Regions from separate parts of the Mus musculus genome. Here region 1 is linked to region 2. A link is a loop called in an ENCODE intact Hi-C map of the cell type or tissue named here. Cell type or tissue: left cerebral cortex. All regions are shown on one strand.

Region 1 (2,500 bases), 57 kb after region 2:
TCTATAACCCAGCACTTGAGAGGCAAGGCCAGGGGAATCATGAACTGAAGGCCAGCCTGGGATGTATAGAAAGATTCTGGCTCAAAAAACAGATGAGCAAAGAAACTCTCCACCTCCAGGTCCCAAGCCATATTCCTGCGTGGTTTGGCCTAATTCCCAACTCAGGTTTATCAAGAACAACTTTCTCATGAGGCTTTGGAAAGTCATCAGCTCTGGTCTTCTGTTCAAATGTACAGAAACAAACCAACCCATATACTTATCAAACTGGGCCAGTCAACAGCTGCCCTGTATAGAGTCTTGTCCCTGGCAAGGACAGTACAGTGCTGCTAAGAAAATAACTCAAGACCATGTTCTTCACAGCTTGGTCTTCAGACGCATCCACAAGGACTTTCTGTAGGACATGACTGTTTAGGCATGCACAACATGGAATCCTTCCCCTCCCACCCCTGTTTATATTTACTTTTCCAAACTAGTTTAGTGGTTTGCTTAATTTCTCCAGTGATCTTTATGGGTGGAGTTGGTGATGTCAATATCCTGTGGCTATAAGTTCTCTCATCGGCTCTATGATCCTTCTGGGACAAGGGACTAAAAGATGATGGCTATCTGCCACCAAGATGAAAGGAAGAAACATGACATCTTGTGGGTTCCATTTTCATGGGTCATGTGGTCTAGTTTCTCATGATAAGCAGGTGCTTGGTGTCTACCCCTCTGCAGGCAAGCACAGGTGGAGAGAGGCCTTGCTGTGTCTCCTGCTCTGGTCGGACTCATCATAGTGTTTAACATACAGTAAATGTACTGGGCACAGTTGGCTGCTGAGTTGATGAAGGTGGTTGGGAGAGTGGATAATGGCGTCTGAGAGGTCACATATACAGGATGGACTGCTGACTGCCCAGCCCTCCCATTTTCCTCATTTCAGAAACGACTCCCAGTAGTTCAGACAAAAAGTATCTCAAGGATATCTCTGCACACAGGTTCCCTTGATCTGCCAGTTTAGTCTACCAGCCAGTCCTGCAGACCCACCTTGAAGATGAATTATAACCCTTTGCACCACAATCTCTGAGGCACCAGAGACCTGCAATGAGCTGTTTCCATTTTTGCTACACTATTGCCTCCTAGTGGTTATTCTCTAAACAGCCAGATCTCCTTTCCCCACAGCAGTGACCTGGGTTTCTAAGCTCTGGATAACTTCCCTTTGTGATAAGAACAAAATCATGGAGCTGCCATGTAACTCAGTTGGTAAAGTACTTGCCTGGCAAGCAAGAAGCCCCAGCTTCTATCTCCATTACAATAGAAACTAGGTATGGTGGCTCCCATAGCACAGGAGAGACAGGTGGGTCAGCAATTCAAGGCCGTCCTCAGTTACATATCACATTTGAGGCCATCTTGGGATATATGAGATTCAATTCTCTACCCCAAACCCCACTTCCCTGCAAATATCATGATGTCTGATGTCTCCCTAGTCTGGCTCTGTTTCTCAGCACTCCATCTCCCACTGTCTCACTTTCCCTATTAGTTCAATTGAGACAGAGTTCGATTGAGACAGATAGAGATTGCAGCCCTGACTGACTTCAAACTCACTATTTAGCACAGGCTTGTACTGTGGATGCCTCTGCCCTACTTCCTGAGTGCTGGGGTTACAGCTCACACCACCATACCCAGATCCACTATCTCTTTTAGATTTTAGCCCATCTCTTCATCCTTGTCTAGTTGCCATGTCTGGGTTGGGAATGTCGCACAAGCCACCTGACTACCCTCACTGGAGTTCCCTCCACATTGTCCCCACAGGATTTCTCTCCATCTTCTCAGGCTTCCCACCCCGCCAGTGATCACATCTAAACTTCTTATGTCTCACTTGCAGATGCCCGTTTCCTGTCTCTCCTCAGAAGGTAGTTAAGCTCCAGGTATAAGCCCTAAAACACTTGAAGGAACAGTATATGTGCTAATGTCCAAAATATAAAAATTATTCTTAGAGCACAACAGCAAAATACCAAATGAATCAACCCCAAAATCAGCAAAAGACTTGAAAAAAAAAAAAAAACCATTTCTCTAAAGAAAAATACATGAATGGCCAATCCGTACAGGACAGGATGGTCGGTATTCTTAGCCTTTGGAGTGTGTGTGTATGTGTGTGTGAAATCTAACTCACTTCACCCCACTGGGAGGGCCATTATAAAAACAATGGAAACTAACAAGTGCTGGAGAAGATGAAGAGAATTGGAACCCTTTGTGTTGTTAATAGAAATGTAAATGGTGCAGGCACTATGGAAAAGTTTACCAGAGCATTAGGAAGTTAAAAACTGGGCTGAGATTGGTGGCTGAGATTGCTGGAAATCCCAGCACCTGAGGAGTCAACGTGGGGATCATCAAGGCAAGCCTGGGCTACATAGTGAGATCCAGTCTCAAACACATCCAAATAAATAATACAATTACCATACGAATTAACTGTTCTACTCATACTTCCTCCAAAAACCTGAAAGAGGGGGTGCAAGCATGCACGGTA
Region 2 (2,500 bases):
CTGTCTTCACATGCAACAGTCCACTGAACCCAGAGAGGAATCCCAGAAGATCTGTAGCTTTAACCTGAGGATTCAGAGGCTAGGAATAGAGCCTTTTACACTCCTCCTTGGGCTGGGAGAGCAGAGAGTAAGTAGCCAGAACAGGAAGCATCTTTCCTCTTCCTACTTCCCCTGAGCTCCATCTTTAGCCCTCTCCTAAGGAAGAGCATGACACAGATGCGGAAGCATAGTTTACAATAGCATCCAGCTGCAGAGCAGTCTGCTGGCAAGAGCCTGGACAGGCCCTAGAGAACGAAGAGGACGAAGATGACAAGCAGCTTTGAATTCCTTCTGGTATGTCTACAAAGTGACAAGGGTACAGGTCCACCTGTGTGTGTGGGTGTGTGTGTGTGTGTGTGTGTGTGTGAGAGAGAGAGAGAGAGAGAGAGAGAGAAGTGTCCTTTCATTTCTGAGGCATAAAGGGAGATCTCTGTAGATAAGAGGGCTCTCTCCTCCCTGCCTCCACACTGTCCCTGCTCCTCTGCAAGGACAGAGAATTTTCATGGAATAGTCTCCTGGATTTATGGCCGTGAGGCTTGTGTGTGAGACTACATAGCCTGCTTTCCTGGTGAGGTCACTGTTTCTTGAGTTATTGTCTTGCTTTACTTGGCCTGCATGAATAACAAGAATGTGGTGCAGAGGGCTTATTTATGAAGTACCAAATCTCTGCCTGGTTATACCTTACCAAGCAAGCTTCCCATCAGACCTGACTCCTCAGGAGCACTTTAGTCCTAGGGTCTGGTTTGAAGTCTAGTGAGGCTAAATGAGCAGGGCTGGGCCTTCTTCCTCCGAGTTGGAGCAGACAGACAAAAGCCTGTGGTCTCCTAAGCCAATGCACTTTGTAGGTTTCAGTTGAGGACTAATTTTGCTGGTAGGGAATGCAGGCAGGAGGCCAAAGGCAGCAGTTGGCAGCAAGTAGACTCTTTTGAATTCAAAAGAGTCGTCACCACCCACATCTTGCTTCTGAGCCAAGCAAGGGTCACTGGCCCGGACTGACCTGGCACACTGGGTGACCACCTGGGGCTGCAGGATCAGCCCAAATGCTACAGTGGGAAATGGAGAGCCTTGTGTTCAGCCGCCCTGGAGCCCTTCCCCTGCCCACCTTCTTCTGAGAGAGAACCCTGGACCCTGGCTCAGGAAATGATTCTATTTTCAGTTCCTGCCTGGCTGGCTGAATCACTCACTGCTCGCCACCCGTCCCTGCTTCTTCTGAATGGGGCGGATTATCACACCATATGTTAATGCAATTCACAATTTGCAAAGCCCGGTTAGGCTTGGGCTCTGTTGAGTTTTCATCAGCCGGTGAGGTAGATCGGGTAGGTAATTTAATTTGAATGCAAAATAGAGGTTCAAAGAAACTCAGGCAGCAAGGAGGCTCACCACTGTGAGGTGGGGTCTGGCACCCGGCTTCTCACTTGGCAGCAGTTTCTACACTGTCAGGGGTTCACAGCTCTTGGGCTGAATGGCAGGGGACCCTGCTAACAGTTTCCTGTCTTCTTTATAGAGGACATTTGCTTCAGAAGGGTGTTAGGCTGTGGGAGTGCAAAGAATTTAAAATCTTACTTTCTAGTCTCAAATTGAGTCTCAGATTCATCTCTCCAATCCCTAAGGTTTATATGACCCACAACAACGTAAAGGGCAACCCCTTCTTGCTCCGATCCATTTCATGCTTGTGTGGCCTATACTTTAGCCTATAAGACAGGTACATTCTAATGCATTGTCTCTAGGACAGTCCAGCTTTTAAGAACTGGCAGAACCTGGGCAAATGGCTGGCAAGGATGAATACTGGTCATAATACTAATGGAGCCTTCCATCCTTCAAGCCTGTAGGGTATTGCCCAAGACTATTATCCACAGAGAAGTTGGTGAGAACCCTAAGGGAGGGGCTCAGTAACCAGGGACAACATGGAGGGAGGCTCAGGGTAGTCCCAGGCATTTTTAGCTACTGTGGAAGTGCTCCAATAGTCTCACTTGAGTAGCCACACTAATACAAATCAGCTGCATATTGGCCCAGGTAATTTTGTTTAATCATTTCTGGGACAAGGAGGCAGGTAGGATATTTTCTTTTTCAACCAATGAAGAAAGTGAACTCAGAAATCTGCATGAGGTTCTACAGCCACTCAAGTTCTCGTTGTCACGTTTGAAGTGCAGAGCACGGGATACCCAAGACTTTGGGTGGAGGAGATGACAGTCCTGGCTGGTCAGAGTATTGGGGTCTGAGGCCCTACTGAGGTCAAAGGGTGAGAGGTGTGGGGAAAACAAGGAAGGGAACTGAAAAGTGTGTGTGTGTGTTTATGGAAAGTTGCTGAGCTGAGGGGACAACAGAGAGAAACAAGCTTGCTCTCACTGATTAGATTTGGTTTGAGCTAGTCCTGGGTGGTACCAAGAAACAATTTGCATAGTTTGTGCTGCCTCTTGTCTTTATCTAAAGGTTGGCATCTGGGGAACATGTGTGCTCTTGG

What was found. Peaks named below come from ENCODE experiments on the same cell type or tissue, not always from the same donor. Only the 100,000 strongest peaks of a DNase experiment are listed, where the experiment ranks them.
Region 1: it touches region 2 in a loop (2.1-fold over the local background); 2 of 42 quality-filtered maps call a loop at or near these places.

What each region holds. Positions count from the first base shown.
Region 1 is chr1:9,572,025-9,574,524 of GRCm38, reverse strand. All of the region lies in intron 13 of Adhfe1 (alcohol dehydrogenase, iron containing, 1), which reads right to left. All of the region lies in intron 3 of 2610203C22Rik (RIKEN cDNA 2610203C22 gene), which reads left to right. Among named protein-coding and RNA genes, the nearest start is that of Adhfe1, 25 kb to the right of the region's middle. In left cerebral cortex, a CTCF peak has its summit at 1,119 (motif pointing left); a DNase peak (open chromatin) is centred at 1,119.
Region 2 is chr1:9,628,894-9,631,393 of GRCm38, reverse strand. 2610203C22Rik (RIKEN cDNA 2610203C22 gene) reads left to right here and starts at 302. Exons shown (of 5, transcript NR_015470.1): 1 at 302-333. In left cerebral cortex, no CTCF peak of the experiment used is centred here; DNase peaks (open chromatin) are centred at 246, 972 and 1,194; H3K27ac peaks cover 2,500 bases.